Regions from separate parts of the Homo sapiens genome. Here region 2 is linked to region 1. Evidence: chromatin loops called from intact Hi-C (ENCODE). Cell type or tissue: psoas muscle. All regions are shown on one strand.

What was found. A loop is a pair of places that touch in the nucleus more often than their neighbours do. Peaks named below come from ENCODE experiments on the same cell type or tissue, not always from the same donor. Only the 100,000 strongest peaks of a DNase experiment are listed, where the experiment ranks them.
Region 2: a loop joins it to region 1, with 11 times the contacts of the local background. A loop is called at or near these places in 1 of 110 quality-filtered maps.

What each region holds. Positions count from the first base shown.
Region 1 is chr2:121,540,604-121,548,603 of GRCh38, reverse strand. The region is part of intron 2 of CLASP1 (cytoplasmic linker associated protein 1); the gene reads left to right. Among named protein-coding and RNA genes, the nearest start is that of RNU4ATAC, 14 kb to the right of the region's middle. In psoas muscle, no CTCF peak of the experiment used is centred here; no DNase peak of the experiment used is centred here; H3K27ac peaks cover 5,018 bases.
Region 2 is chr2:122,381,817-122,389,816 of GRCh38, reverse strand. The region is part of intron 3 of LOC105373592 (a long non-coding RNA gene); the gene reads right to left. Among named protein-coding and RNA genes, the nearest start is that of LINC01823, 600 kb to the right of the region's middle. In psoas muscle, no CTCF peak of the experiment used is centred here; no DNase peak of the experiment used is centred here.

The sequences.
Region 1 (8,000 bases):
TGTGTCTTGGGGGTGATCTTCATGTGTAGCATCTTGCAGGAGTTCTCTGTATTTCCTGAATTTGACTTTTGGCTTCTCTAGCAGGGTTGGTGAAGTTTTCATGGATGATACCCTGAAATATATTTTGTAAGTTGTTTGCTTTCTTCTCCCTTTCAGGGATACCAATTTTTCATAGATTTGGCTTCTTTACATAATCCCATACTTCTTGAGATTTTGTTCATTCCTTATTCTTTTTGTCACTATTTTTGTCTGACTCTTATTTCAGAGAGCCAGTCTTCAAGTTCTAAGATTCTTTCTTCAGCTTGGTTTATTCTGCTGTTAATACTTGTCATTGCATTGTGAAATTCTTGTATTGTGTTATTCAGCTCTGTCAGATCCTTTAGGTTCTTTTTTATGCTGGCTATTTTGTCCTTCAGCTCCTGTATCATTTTATTTTGGTTCTTACTTTCCTTGGATTGAGTTTTGCTATTCTCATGAATCTCAGTGATCTTGGTTCCTATCCATATTCTAAATTCTATTTTTGTCATTCAGCCAGCTCAGCCTGGTTAAGAACTCTTGTTGGAGAACTGGTGTGGTTGTTGGGAGACATATGACAGTTACTGGAGTTCTTGCATTGGTTTTTTGCTTGTCTCTAAGTCTGGGTGTTCCTTTAACTGCAGTGTAGATTGAGTACAGTCAAGTGACTGATTTGCTGGATGTTTTCACAGGGCTGAGTCTTTGTTTAGGGTCTTTGAAGCTGACTTCTTGTTTTTGGTTTCAGAGGGTGGTACGTTAGTGAGGTATTTTTGGTGTTGAAGCTTTGGGTTGTGATCTGGTATGTGGCACGTAGGCATACTGGTCATGGTACACTCTTGCTTGGTTGTGTGGCTCCCCCGTATTTCCTCACAGTTGCAGCCGTGTTCCCTCTCAATTCTCAAAAAGCGTGGGTTTCTCTCCACCTTGAGTACTGGCTATAGATCGCAGCTTGGCATTCCCGAGCTGCCCATTGCAGCTCTGGGACAATCTCAGTGTTTATGTTTTTTTTCCAGTTTGGGGGCAGCAGAGGAAGGGACCTTAGTAGTGGTTGTGGCCGAGGGTCATTTGATTGTCTCCTGTGGGCTCCACCCCAGAGACATGCAGGTCAGCAGTCACTCAGTGCAATCAGCTCAGGATGGAGGGTCTTCGCTGCGAGCCCAAGCTGGGGGTTCCCTGCCTGGTGAAGAGTAGGGGGGTGGGTGGGCCCTTGGGAGACGGACTAGCCTCCCCTCCTTGTTGGAGGTGTGGATAAGGCAGTTAGGGTCTGTGCTTCTTTGTTAGTCCGAGGGTAGCAAGGGCAGTTCCACCGCAGCGGCAGTGGCAGAGAGGCTTTCAGTTGCCATGTGGTCTCTGTCCAGGGAGTTGCTGAGTTGCTACTGGCTGGATAGCTCTGGTAAGGGGGTGGCTGGAGGCCCAGGCCTGGAGGACCTGCCGATGAGGAGATGTGGGAATGGGTACCCACATAACCGTCTGGCCACTTTTCTGTAGGGCTGCTGCAATATGTTGGGGGTCCACTCCAGTCCCAGTTGCCTTGGATTTTCCAGTACCTGGAGGTATCAACAGTGAAGGCTGCAAAACAGCAGAGATAGTGGCCTGCCCCTCCCTCTGGGAGCTCTGTCCCAGGAAGGCACAGATCTGTTGCCAGCCCAAAGGCACCTGTAGGTGGTGGTTGGAGACCTCAGTTGGGAGGGCCCATCCCCTGAAGAGGAATGGGATCAGGGACCTGCTTAAAACAGCAGTCTGACCTCTTTTTCATAGAGCAGCCATGCTATGCTCAGGGTCTGCCCCTAGTTGCTTTGGGCACTTGAAACCCAAAGATGGAATTGCAGCTCCTTTTGCCCTGAAGCCCAGAAAGCCTGGGTATCTAAGGCTCTCGGGTCTCTGTTTGCGCCTGAGAAACTACTCTGCCAAGATTCCATGTAGCTCTGTGTCAGACTGAAGACCCTGGTGGAGTGGGTTCATGAGGCAGTCTCCTGACCCGAGGGTTGTAAAAAGGTCTGTGGAAGAAGCGTGGTTCCCGGGGTCCCATATTCACTCACTGCTTCCCTGAATGGGGGAGGTTCCCCTGGCTCCATTTCACTCCCAAGTGGGCCACCGTCCTGCCTTGCTTTTCTCCGTTTTCCATGGGTGGAGTTGTTTCCTTGATTGGTCCCAATGCGTGTACCTGGATGTTTAATTGAAGGTGCTGTGTTTACTCGCCCCTTCGCTCCTCTCGTGAGAGCTGCGCACACTAGATGCTTCTAGTCAGCCATCTTGGCCACCCCCCTACACTTTGATTTCTATATTTCATTTCTAGGTAGATACCTAGGAATGGAATTGCAGTCATAGGGTACGTGTGTGTTTCGTTTTTAAAGAAACTGCCAAGTTATTTCCAATGTAACTGAATTTTTTAGCTGTTCCTTGTTTTTACTTTTTCTGGGTATACCCTGAGAGGTAGTCTCATGGCTAAAGTATAGAGATGTGATAAATCACAGGAAATGTGTTGGGGTGGGATGTGAAAGGGAAAGGGCCTTGAAATCCATGGTTGGAAAGTACCTTGAAAGATCATTTCTGTTTCCAAGAGGCATTGCATGTAAAGCATGCCATACTTCTAAGAATCTTTCTGTTTTAAAAGGTGTTTTTGAAGCTCTCATTCTATAGAACTATAAATCCAATTAAAGAAAGTTTTTTTTTTTTAAGTAATGAGCAAACTATAATAGAATTTCAATTCTGAGACACTTTTTTTTTTAACCTCTACAGTTTTACCATCTCTGATATCAAGATGAGTCTTTTGATCAATTGGGTAACAGTTTGTCACCAGCTATTTCTTTGGTGTTCATAAAGTTGGTGGTGTCTTAGATTTGATGAAATATGGAAGATATTATTGGAATAAAGATTATAGTACCACCTATAAAATATTCTGGCCAGAAATGCTGAATCTGAATCTAGTTGGATCTCTAGAGCTGACTTCATCTGCAGGAAATGCAGATAGAGGGTCAAGTTCAACGATGCCCAAGGAAACAGACAAAGCTGACTGTGTCTCTTCATAACAGAACCGACCAGATTTCTACAGCACGAAAATGACACGAAAAGAAATGGGGTAGGAGGGGGCCCACTTTAGAGTCAGGGAGACTTTAGAATAACCTTGAGTTGTCATGTGCCATACCTGCTAAATGTCATGTGTGGATTTTTTTGGATCATGATTCAAGCAAATGTCTGCTCCGTGCCCGCCCCACCCCCGTGATTAAAAAAACCAAACAAATAAAAGAAAAACAAAAACTTTTTGGAGACAAACTTGGAGATTCAATTTTGGACCATCAGCTTTGTATTCCCCTGTTGATTTCTAACTTGCTCTCATTCTCTGCCCTTGCTGTGCTGATTTTAATTAGGTACCCAGGCCGGGTGCAGTGGCTAACACCTGTAATCCCAACACTTTGGGAGGCCGAGGCAGGTGGATCACTTGAACTGTCAGGAGTTCAAGACCAACCTGGCCAACATAGTGAAACCCTGTCTCTACTAAAAATACAAAAATTAGCTGGATGTGGTGGCACACGCCTGTAATCCCAGCTACTCGGGAGGCTGAGGCAGGAGAATTGCTTGAGCCTGGGAGGTAGAGGTTGCAATGAGCCAAGATCCCATCACTACACTCCAGCCTGGGTGACAGAGCGAGACTCCGTCTCAAAAATAAAAAAAAAAAAAAAAGAAAAGAAAAGAAAAGAAAAAGAAAGAAAAAATTAGGTGCCCTGCCATCATTCTGAGAATCCCTTTTGCCATCATCTTGGTAATTGCCTTCACCTCTCTTTTGAGTTGGCCCCTCTGTTTCTAGGATCCCATGTTTTTCACTTTTTTGGTTTATTTTCTTGTTTACTGACCCAGTTCTTTTTGTATGGAATGGAATTGCAGTCATGTGGTACGTGTGTGTTTAGTAACTCCTTATATGTCTAACAGCTTGTTCGTCTCTACCCTTATACTTGATTGATATTTGATCAAGTATATAGAATTCTAATAAGTGATCAATAAATTTTAAGTAAATAAATGAATGCACCTTTCCCCCTTTAAAAAAACATGTATTGCATGAATTTAGAGAGTATGTTAAGCACAGACTATTGTTATGTTTTTCCAGATTTCAATTTCAAAAAGGGGTAGTAATAGCTTTTTTTTTTTTTTTTTGTATATATTTTTTGAAAGTAGTAAAATGCCATCCTGGAGCTAAGATTTTTGTCAGGATTTAACCCTGGCATGAACTCTGAGAAAAATCAGTGGAAGGAGATTACTCCTTACTTGAGGAAGGAGTTGATTTGTCTCTCATGGTGCCTCTGTGGAGATTGGAATGCTGGGAGCTATAACCAATGAGCCAATTCACAGATATTTTGGTCTCTAAAATTAGTTACAGTACACTCTTGGAACGGCTTCTGTTACACACTTTTTGTCAGAAGCACAACCAGTGGGCAGATGGTTCTCTGGAAAAAGTAGACACAGAAGAGTGATTTGACTTGGGTGTCATTATAAACTTAGTGTTCTTGGTTTGCCCTTTTGTAAGACTAATGGATTAGTGAACATTATTTAAGCCACATAATCGCGGAGTGACCTTGCCTAATTATTTGTTCATCTTTTTGGGCTTAGTTTCCTTATCTGCAAAGTAGGCATATTTATAGTTATGATATTTGCCTCAAAATATTGTTGTGAGAATTAAATAGAGAATCTTTGTAAGATAGACGTTCACTGCCCCATGATTTCCTATCCACCCCCTACTTTTTTTTTACTGTCTCTGGGCAAGTGAGTGCATGAGAAAGGTTGTGTAAGAATCTGCTCTGCTTTGAGTAGTTTGTGGTCTTTTTGGAGAGTTACTTAGTATGCATATAAAGGAGATAGAAAAAAGTACTATTCAGATTGGGGTTTAGAGAAATTAGGAGGCTGGAGACCTTTTGGAGGGGGCTAGCTGGAACTGTCTCTTAGAAGGATTGGGACTTGGGCTTTGGAGGAGTCTAGGGAGACTCTAGGAATCTTGGGCAGGAGGAAGAGCTGTGAGTCCTGTTGGCGCGCTGGGGGCTGCTGGGAGAGAGGAACAGGTAGGTCAGCTTGGAAGCATATCAGGGAAAATTTTGAAAGTCCATATGGGAAACTTAGATCTTTGTTTATTTCCTTAAACCATCATGAATGTCTTGGTGCCTGATCTCATGTTTATGGGATGTATCTGGATGAGAGAGATTGCAAATTTAGAGGTCTGTGACTGGATATGACCCACAAATATGTTTTGTTTGGTCTCCTTAGTGCTTTAAAATTCTTTGGATAAGTTGCCAGGGTTTAAAATCAGGAGATGTGGCCTTACTGTCCTTCAGTCCCACATGTTATCAAGTGACTGGAGCTTTAAGAGGTGCCCCAAGTTTCCATGGCCCCCTTACCCCCATCACATAACCGGCCTTATTTTTACCTATGTGTCCGAGTTTGCAGCCAGTGGTCTAGAGCAGCACTGTCCAGTACAGTAGCCATGAGCCTCCTGTGGTGGTTTAAAGTTAAGATTAAGCAAAGTTAAATGAAAAGTCCTGTTCTGCATTTGCACTAGCTACCTTTCGTTTGCTCAGTAACCATATGCGGCTAGTGGCTACTGCATTGGACATCACCGTTGTAGAACATTTCTATCATTGCTGAAAGCTGTATTGGATTGGTCTAGGTCTTCAAACAAAGGTTACTAACTCTGCTTCTCATTGTATTTTAAACCTTGTCTCCTAGTGTGACTTGCCATATTGCTGGCCTCATGTGTAATAAAAGAAAGTGGTTTGATGGTGTGATGATCCTAAATACCTTTTGAAGGGTAAAATCCTTTATATGGACAATTACTGGTAATAGCCCATAACTTTGTAAGTCCCATTAATCCAATATTAATTAACGTATTTTAACAGACATTTACTTTTATGGTTTATAAACTATCTCTGGAGGGCATTCCAGAAGAGGAATTTTAAAAATAGACTGCGCAGTGGCATTGTTATTGGGTTGAGCACCCAGGCACTTCCTAGGTGACTGCTTTGAAGGATAACAAGTTTGGGTAACAGTAACTACTTCTGCCATCGTACATGTGTATGTGCAAAGTCACTGACTATCACACTTTTCTTGAGGGGGTATTTGTGTTGTGTTTTTATTCTTGAATGTGAAAATTACAGTGTAGAGTGCTAATTTCTCCTTACTTAGTGAGGTTGCAATCTAGTCTTTTAAAATAACTAAAAAATGTGTAGAAATCAGCAGGGCACAGTCCTGTTTTTAAAGCAGCACCTAGTGCATTACATTAAAAACAGAGCTAACAGTATAGTATACAGTGTGTTTTCTTTTTGACTCAGCAAATGTTTTCAGCATTTGTACTAAGAGGATGAGAGCACATATGTAGAAGTGTGCATCCATCATCGTTTTGTGTAAAATAATGAAAACCCTGCATATTAGTAGGACTGGGTGAGTGATGATGATACCTACGTACAATATTATAAAGCCACTGAAAATAGGGGTGTAGATCTGTATTTATTGACTTGGGAAGATGTCCATTGCACATTGAATGGAAAAATGTGCATGTGCGTGTGCCTGGATGTCTTGCAGGATAGTCACCAAAACAGTAACAGGGGTATTGTTGAGTGATGGAATTTTAGGCAACCTTATTTTCTTTTCTAGATTTCATGCCTACTTTGTTTGCCCCTTAACTCAGTAAGCCACGCTTTATTATTTTTAAAAGTGCTGCTCTCATAAAGAAGGGAAATAGTACTTACTGGGTGCCTGTGACATTCCGAGCATTTTGTTAAAACTTCGTTAGCCTCATGTGTACTCTTTAAGGTAAATGTATTATTATTCTGGTTTTATTGAGTGAGCATTTGAAGCTCGGAGATGGAGCAGCTGCCATGGGAGGAGAGCTGGATGTCAGCCCCAAAGATGTGCTTACAAAGCCAGTGCTTTTTTTCCTAGCTGAGGCATTCCCAGAGCCTCAGAGAGGTGTAGCGCCGAGGCTGACGTTTGAAGTTATCCGATATTGGCAGAGAAGGTCTTAAGCTAGCTAGAGAGAGAGAAAGAGAGATGAAAAAGACTAAAAATGTGGGGTTTTGTGTATATCATTATTATGTTATAGTGAAAATGGCTTTGGTGTAGTCAGGAGGCTCGGGCTTATTTGCAGTTTGGTCATTTACCAAACTTTACAACCCTGGATAAGTCTTTTGGTCTTTATTTTCCTTATTTCCAAAATAAGGATAATATATTCTATATCTCAGGATTATTGTGAGAGTACTCAGATTCATGCAAAATACCTTAAAACAATGAAGTGCAATATGAATGTGAACATTGTTTTTACCTTAGACAATCCAGTCTTCTGAAGCTTCAGAAATGGCCTGTTTTTACCACCTAGTTTGTCCCTTATGGATGTTTTTTTGGAGGAGAGGATTGAGTATTCCTTTCTTTGCTCAATGAGCAGACCTCATGTTCTGGAAAGATAACTGTTCCATTTTGGGGCCTTTACAAGTGTTTTGGAGGTCTAAGCTTCTTGTTATAAACTTATAGGTCTAGTGGTCAGCATCACTCCCACTGCTCTAATTTTTAAAACTTAAAACTGTGAAGTGTGTATAGAATGTGCACAAAACACAAAGACACAATTTAATGATGTATTTTAAAGCTAATAGCTGTTTAATTGATCTTCAGGACAAGAAATAGAACGTTGCTTAGGACATCGCCACCAGGACTCCCCTAAGTAACCACTCTTCTGACTTTTATGATAACTGCTTTCTGGCTTTTCTTTTTAGTTTTATTATCTAAATATGCACCTTAACATTACAGTTTATGTTTGCTTTTTTTTTTTTTGGATGGAGTCTCACTCTGTTGCACAGGCTGGAGTGCAGTGGCGCGATCTAGGCTCACTGCAGTCTCTGTCTCCCGGGTTCAAGCGATTCTCCTGCCTCAGCCTCCAAGTAGCTGGGATGACAGGCGCATGCCACTACGCCGAGCTAATTTTTTGTATTTTTAGTAGAAACGGGGTTTCACCA
Region 2 (8,000 bases), 840 kb before region 1:
GCCATGGGGCTGTATCCTGCAGAGCCACAGGGGTGGAGCTGCCCAAGGCTGTGGGAGCTCACCCCTTCCATCAGTGTGCCCTGGGTATGAGACATGAAGTCAAAGGAGATTATTTTGGAGCTTTAAGATGTAATGACTGCTTTGCTGGGTTTCAGGCTTGCATGGGGCCTGTAGCCCCTTTGTTTGGCCAATGTCTCCCTTTTGGAATGGGGGCATTTACCCAATGTCTGTATCCCCACTCTATCTTGGAAGTAACTAACTTGGTTTTTTAGCCATTTGAGGAAATATGAAAGCTCCACTATAAATCTCAAATTTGAGATTTCCAGTGAATAAGGTGGTTTATGTAAGAACTTGCAAAAAACAAAATTTAAAGCATCTTTTGACCAGAAATGAATTTATTTAACGAATATGATCTGAATATCTCCCACACGGCAAGACATGGAGACACAACACAAAATTAATGCTGCCCCAATAGTCAATCCCTAACAAATCCTGTCTCTTTCACTTCTACTATGCAACCTTGTTTTTCATTTACGCGGCCATCTCCTTCTTCGTCTAAGCCTTCACCTTCTCTGACTTAGAGTGACGATAACAGCCTTCTGTCTGGTGTTCTTGTAGCTGCTTTTCATCCTCTCTCCAGAATGCACATCCTCCAGGAGACCTTCCAAACTCCTCCCAACTTTGCCTTTGGTGTTTTCCTGCAGTCTTACCTCTTGCCATTTCTAATTCTGCATTTCTACTGAACCTGAGCTACAGGTAGCACACTGCACTGAACTGTGCGTATCCTACTTGCTCAAGCTTTTGGTCTCCTTGGTGTGCCCTTGACCAATGCTTTGCTTGGATAATTCTTTTTCATTGCCCCAAGATTTATCGTATTAATCGTGTATTTTCTGCATTCTGATGCTTTGACATCTGGGGCCTTGCTGATCTTAGGGGGACCCTCCTCCCAGGGCTGTGCAATTCCTAAAAATAATAAACAACTCACCTGCAAGTGGATCTTTCATATGCAAATCAACCAATCCAGAGTCCACACCCAACCACCTCCTCTATTGGAATGTCACTCAAATTGACAATTCCCCTGCCCTCATCACCCCAGAGCCAGATACCAGACCATTAGGGACAGCCCCTACAACTTAGAGCCTGCTGAAATTACTCAAACTTGCCAACCCTAAGTCTGTTAGTCTTGTTTCCCTCATTTCTTCCCACATAAACCATAATAAAGGCCCTTGCTCACATTTCTCCCTCACTCCCTCTGCCTCCTGCATAACCCTGGTTCTTCCCTGAGTGGCCCCACAAAGCATGGCATCGTGTGCCCCTTCTTCTTGGGAACTGTAAGTAGTATAACTCTCCAATGGGTTCAACTTGGCTGCTGCCTAGATAGAGCCAATTTATCAAGACAGGGGAATTGCAATAGAGAAAGAGTTATTCAGACAAAGCCAGCTGTGCATGAGACGGGAATTTTATTATTACTCAAATCAGTCTCTCTGAGCCTTCAGGGATCAGAGTTTTTAAGGGTAATTTGGTGAGTGGGGGCCCAGTGAGTCAGGAGTGCTAATTGGTTGGGTCGGAGATGGAATCATAAGAAGTTAAAGCTGCCCTCTTGTGCTAAGTCAGGTCCTGGGTAAGGGACTGCAAAATCAAATGAGCCAGTTTATCAATCTGGGTGGTACCAGCTGATCCATCAAGTGCAGGATCTGCAAAATATCTCAAACACTGACCTTAGGTTTTTCAATAGTGATGTTATCTCTAGGAGCAATATGGGGAGGGTCAGAATCTTGTAGCCTCCAGCTGCATGACTCCTAAATTATAATTTCTCATCTTAAGGCTAATTTGTTAGCCCTACAGAGGCATTATAGTCCCCAGTGAGGAAGAGAGTTTGTTTTGGGAAAGGGCAGTTATCGTCTTTGTTTCAAAGTTAAACTATAAACTAGGTTTCTCCTAATGTTAGTTTGGTCTATACCCAGGAGGGAAAAAGGACAGCTTGGAGTTGGTTAGATCAGATCTCTTTCACTGTAATAATTTTCTCAGTTATAATCCTGCAGTGATGCCTTCAGTAACAAACTATCTTTTCAATGACAATTGTCTTCTGATATGTTGGCCTCACTATACTTGAATAATAATAAGATCTACATTTTAAAATGTTCACCTCCATAATCACCTCCTTTGGGAAATCTATCCAAATCCCTTTTCTCTACACAGAATTTGATACAGTACATCTCATCTATACCTCCACAGACCCCACATGTGCCCTCATGAGCACTCCCACCACATTGCAATGAAATGGGCTGAAAATGCATCAGCTTCCCCTTCAACTGTCTGGCCAGAACAATATCTTGTGTATAAACTTATTGCCAGAGCCTAAAATAATGCCTACCTCCTATGGTACAGCAGACTCTCCATGCATGTTGGTTGAATTTAACTGACCTGGAAAATGATCCCTGCCCTCAAAAACATCAATTTGGAGAAAGATACAGAGCAGCAGCCAGATTGTTCCAGTGCAGCATGGTAAATACTAAGAAAGAAATAAACACAGGCCACTCTGAGAGTTCAGAGGATGCTCAAGGGGCCCTTGACCCATGACACCTTAAAAGGCTTCATTTTGGTTTGGCTTTTAGCCTCAAAAGCTAAGAGTACTCCTGCTTTAAACAAAGCTCGTGGATTATTCCACAGTAAATTTAAAAGTGCTAATAGAATGAAACATAGTAGCCTCAGAATCAGTTAATTTGGAGCTCTAGACTACTGGATTTGAAGACCTGGCATATTTACAAAGAAATTATTGCATCAGTTAAGTGAGCTATCTCAAATTTCACCTTCTTAATGTCTTTTTACTGTGCCCTGTCTCCTTCCATCTGCCATCGCTTTGTCATGGGTCATGATGGCCACACACCTTCCCTGGGAAGGAAGGACCAAAGAGTAATTAAGTGACTGAGTGAAAGTCCAGCTCAGCCATTACTTTCCTACCTTGGACAAGTTATTTAACCTCCCCAGATATTTTTCTCTGTTTAATAAACTATCATTAACTGATAGTAACTACCACTCAGGTCATAGTAAGGATTAAATCCACAAATCCATATAACATGCCTGGCACACATTAAGAGCTCAGTAAATTTCAGCCATTGCTGCTCTTGCAATATCATCCCCATTGTCTCCTCATCTCCAGCTGCACACATGCCATCAGATCTTTCCTCTCTATGGATGCCTGTCTAACATAGAATCCTGGCCATGTTTCTATCCTGCCTTTAACCTTCTCCCAGAACTTCTAAAATGAATTCTAAGCTCCTTAATAAGACATCAGAGACCCACAATCAGTCCCCACTAATATCTGCAGCCTCTTTTCTCATTACAGCTCCAGCTAACGTGAGCTTCTCTACTTTAGGCTGATGAATACACCAGGCTTTTCCAAAGTTCCACCTGTGCACTCTGGCACAGCTGTCACCTTCACCCAGAGGCCCTCACTGCTATCCTCTTCCTACCACTGACAAAAATTGGCAACTTCGGCCAGGCTTGGTGGCTCATGCCTGTAATCCCAGCACTTTGGGGGGCCGAGGTGCACGGATCACCTGAGGTCAGGAATTCAAGACCAGCCAGGCCAAAATGGTGAAATCCCATCTCTACTAAAAATACAAAAATTAGCCAGGTAAGGTGGCATGGGCCTGTAATCCCAGCTACTTAGGAAGATGAGGCAGGAGAATCGCTTGAACCCAGGAGGTGGAAGTTGCAGTGAGCCGAGATGGCAGCACTGCATTCCAGCCTGGGTGACAGAGCAAGACTCTGTCTCAAAAAAAAAATTAAAAAATTGGCAACTTCTCTACCCTCTACCAATCTCTGTGATAGCACTCTTGACACTTATCAGTATTGATTTATAAACATATGTGCCTTCCCCCAGTAAACTGTAAACTTAAAGAGAATAGAAACCATGCTTCACTCATTTTTATGTTGCCAGTGCCTGAAATGGTGCCTGAAATATAGCAGCAGCTCACTAATTTCTTGTAGAAATACAAATAAATTAGATGAGTAAAATCAATTAGTGAAAATACCAAAATTCATTTCCTCTTTAATCTACTAGCTCCTTCTGGAAGTTTAGCAAACATAAATAATTTTTATCATGATCAGGTCTGGGCCTGTATGAAGAGAGTATGTGTCAAACTGAAACAGAGTGGGCTTGATTTATCGTATTTTATGTACAAGAGCCAGTGCTTCCCCTTCTGAACCCCCTTCTCCCACCCAGGCCCCTCCCTGGCCCCCATTTCTGCACACAGAATGACAGCATAGATAATTAGATTAAACATATATTTTGGTTGATTTGATCTTTCTACAGTGTGTAAATGCAAGAAAAGAAAAAAACAAAAAAAGCTGATCCAACTGGTCTACACCTTCAGATACTATTTAATTAAATATTTGGCAGATATCACTGGGATATGGCCACCCTATTGCCCCTTTCATCTTATTTCAACACTACCCATCCCAACTTCTTATCAAAGTTTGACAAACTGGCTCACTGACGTATCAGTTTTAGGGAGAATGCCAGAGTTTGTGATTTAATAATTCACTCTACTCTCCAAATACATAATCATTATGTCTTAAAAGCATGTTATACTGCATTGTAATTTTCCATAAAATTGAAAATGATGGTAAGCTATGACACCAATTGTTGTCAGAGCAAATACAAAAGCCTGTTTGGAGCCATGGAGTGCTTCAAGCAAGTAACCCTAAACCAAGGAGGAAATACATGGCTTAATTGGATTGTCATCAGTTATACTTTAATGCCGAGCTGCTTCTAATCGCTGTGCGTGATAGAATTTTTCATTCTCATTACAATGTTATTATTGTTTATTTTAGATAAGTCTGTAACTGATAGGTATACAAATGTATGTTTTTATTGCCCTTTAGGCCTCTTAGATAAAAGTACTTACTGGACTGCCTTTCCAATAAACCCTTCATTAAAACTAACTCTTGATATAATCTCATTAAAATTGATTTTCTGAAACAAAAAAAAATCTTGAAAAGATGCAAAAACATCACAGGTTCAATTTTTAAATAAATTATTAGGTCAGTTACTTAGATTGTCATCCAACTGTATTACGTAACAAACAAGCTAACTCTGAATACTTAAAAAAAAATACAGGACCTGTGATGGAGGCATATGGAGTTTAATTACTCTGATGGCTTGGGTGGGATTGGAGTAATGCTAAGAAGCCTGCTTTCCTAATGAAAGTCTTTGATACCCTTTAGCATTGCTAAATACCTATAAAAATAAGGCTGCTTATCTCAGATGCTTCTTGTTTTGTTTGGGGTTTTTGTGTGTTTTTCTCTGTCATATAACCCACATGATAATATAATACCTGCCTAAGCCCTGTACCACATTGCAATGTTTTACTATCAATTTTTGCTGCTTAACCTAACCCCATACTCTGAGAAGGACATTGTCCTTTCTTCAGGAAGAATTTTAAATAGTTGTAGTTTTTGTTTATTTGTTTGTTTTGTTTTGTTTTGTTTTTGACACAGAGTCTTGCTCTGTCACACAGGCTGGAGTGCAGTGGTGCGGTTTTGGCTCACTGCAACCTCTGCCTCCTGGGTTCAAGAAATTCTCCTGCCTCAGCTTCTCGAGTAGCTGGGATTACACAGGCATGTGCCACCACACCCGGCTAATTTTTGTATTTTTAGTAGAGATGTGGTTTCACCATTTTAGCCAGACTGGTCTCAAACTCCTTACCTCAAGTGATCTGCCACCTTGGCCTCCCAAAATGCTGGGATTACAGGCATGAGCCACCGCGCCCAGCCGGCTGAGTTTTCTAATTCAGGTCACTCAGCACCAAGGCAACCTGGAGGTTAGTTTGGCTCTGAGGTTGTATACCATTCCTTAAAATCAGACTTCTGCTACATGATGCAGAAGAGAATGCACATCACAAACTTCTAGCTACAGGGCACACACAATGGACCTCAGGTGCTGTGCTCAGAAATCCATCACCACATTTTTGCCAAGCCTGTACTTCCCATGGGCTGCTACAAGATTAGCTCTCACTCAAGAGCGGCTATCATTATCCTCAGTCCATAGATGAGGAAACTGAGGCTTAGAGAGTTTAAATAACCTATCATTCTGAGCAAACTATCACAAGGACAGAAAACCAAACACCACATGTTCTCACTCATAGGTGAGAATTGAACAATGAGAACACTTGGACACAGGGCGGGGAATATCACACATGGGGGCCTGTCATGGAGTAGGGGACGGGGGGAGGGATAACATTAGGAGAAATACCTAATGTAAATGACGAGTTAATGGGTGCAGCAAACCAACATGGCACATGTATACCTATGTAACAAATCTGCACATTGTGCACATGTACCCTAGAACTTAAAGTATAAAAATTAAAATTAAAATTAAAGAAAACCTATCAAAGGAAAATGCAGCCATTGGAAGAATTGCTAGTACTCTCATTTGAATTTTTAAAAGTGGTGTTATTACCATCATCTTTACATTTATCAGTACTTTATCTTGGGTAACTCTCACCCTAAGGCCAGAATTGGCTTCTGAATGCCAATGAAAATATTTGTATTATTTAGAAAGCAACGTGAATAGTGATCACTGGAGCAATCCAGTGCAGTGGCCCTGCTATTACTTGCCATCAGCCCCCTCCCTGCCTAGCTTGGGTGTGTGTGTTGCCTGCTCCTGGGCTACCATTCAACATGCTCTGCAAGCCTGCTGCAACTCCACCTGCCTGGGCCAGTGGTGACCTGCCATCCATTTCTGTAGTCTCTAAATGTGGAGGTCTACGTCCTCAGTTGCATTTCACCCAACACCAGCACCTAGGTCCCACCCTGCATTAGCAGACCCAGCAAGAAACACACCCCACTCAAGCAGAGTAATATTTCACGTGCTTAAACGATGTGAATAAGGTTAAGAGGAGCCAGCAAGGAACAGTGAAGCACCCCAGGGCCAGCAACAGCAGGCAGCAGCTCCATCCCTTAGCCTTGAAAGGGCAAGAAGAGAGAAAACATTGTAGACCTTGGTGAGGGTGATTGCCATAATTTTAGTAGCAGCTGTAGATGTTGTCTCCCACTTGGGATCATGGGACAGGATAGAAGGTTATGCCCATCTCAGCTCAGCAGGGAGGGAGCCAGGTGAATACACACTCTCCCTCTTTCTGCTTCCACCTTCTCATCTTCTGAGTGAGGAAGTCACAGAGCAAAGAATCTTGCTTAGGGCATCCCATGGAAGCCAGTTTCTTGGCAAACAGAGGAGGGTGGAAAGAAGGCTAGAGATCGAATGTGAAGGGAAAAAGAGAGTATCACACTTCCATGTACCTCTTCTTTCCCTCAAGAAAGATTTAGTTTATATTCTAGGTTTCTCTCCTCTGAACTGGTATGTTCCATGGCTTCCTAAAATTCTGTTGAGAAAGGCTCACCAACAGGTAGTAGATATTTGTGATTTTTATTCTATTTGTATGTTTTTCTTCCTCTTTCTGGCAATAATACTCCAAAATTATTTTGGAGGGTCATTGTACCCAAACTCCTATTTCATGTGGCATGTGGCTGGTGGAAGCACCCCTAGTGGAAGATATTGAGTCCATTGTTACGCATCAGGATCAGACTAACCCAAAAGGAAATATTTTAGTTGTAGCCAAGTCAAGTAATTCAAACCCAGAGATCAGTTGACATAAAATTCTGGTCAGTTTTGAACTTCAGCTGTCAGGAATTAAGTCTCTCTACTGTTCCTCAAACATAACTCTTATATAATTAACCCTCTGTGCTGCAGAATATTGTAAGCCTATTTCCCTTCTAAGACTCTGTGGGCAGAGAATACACTGTTCTTTATATCCCTAACACCTAGCCCAATTGCAGACACTCAATTAACACTTGCCAAATAAACAGAAGAATAAACGAAGACATGAGAAAGTAAACATCATCCTAAGGTTCCATCTAGAATACAAGCCATCCTCATAGAAACTTCATTGCTGTACCTCAGCCTGTGTATCTATCTGGTGTTAACAGTAAGAGCA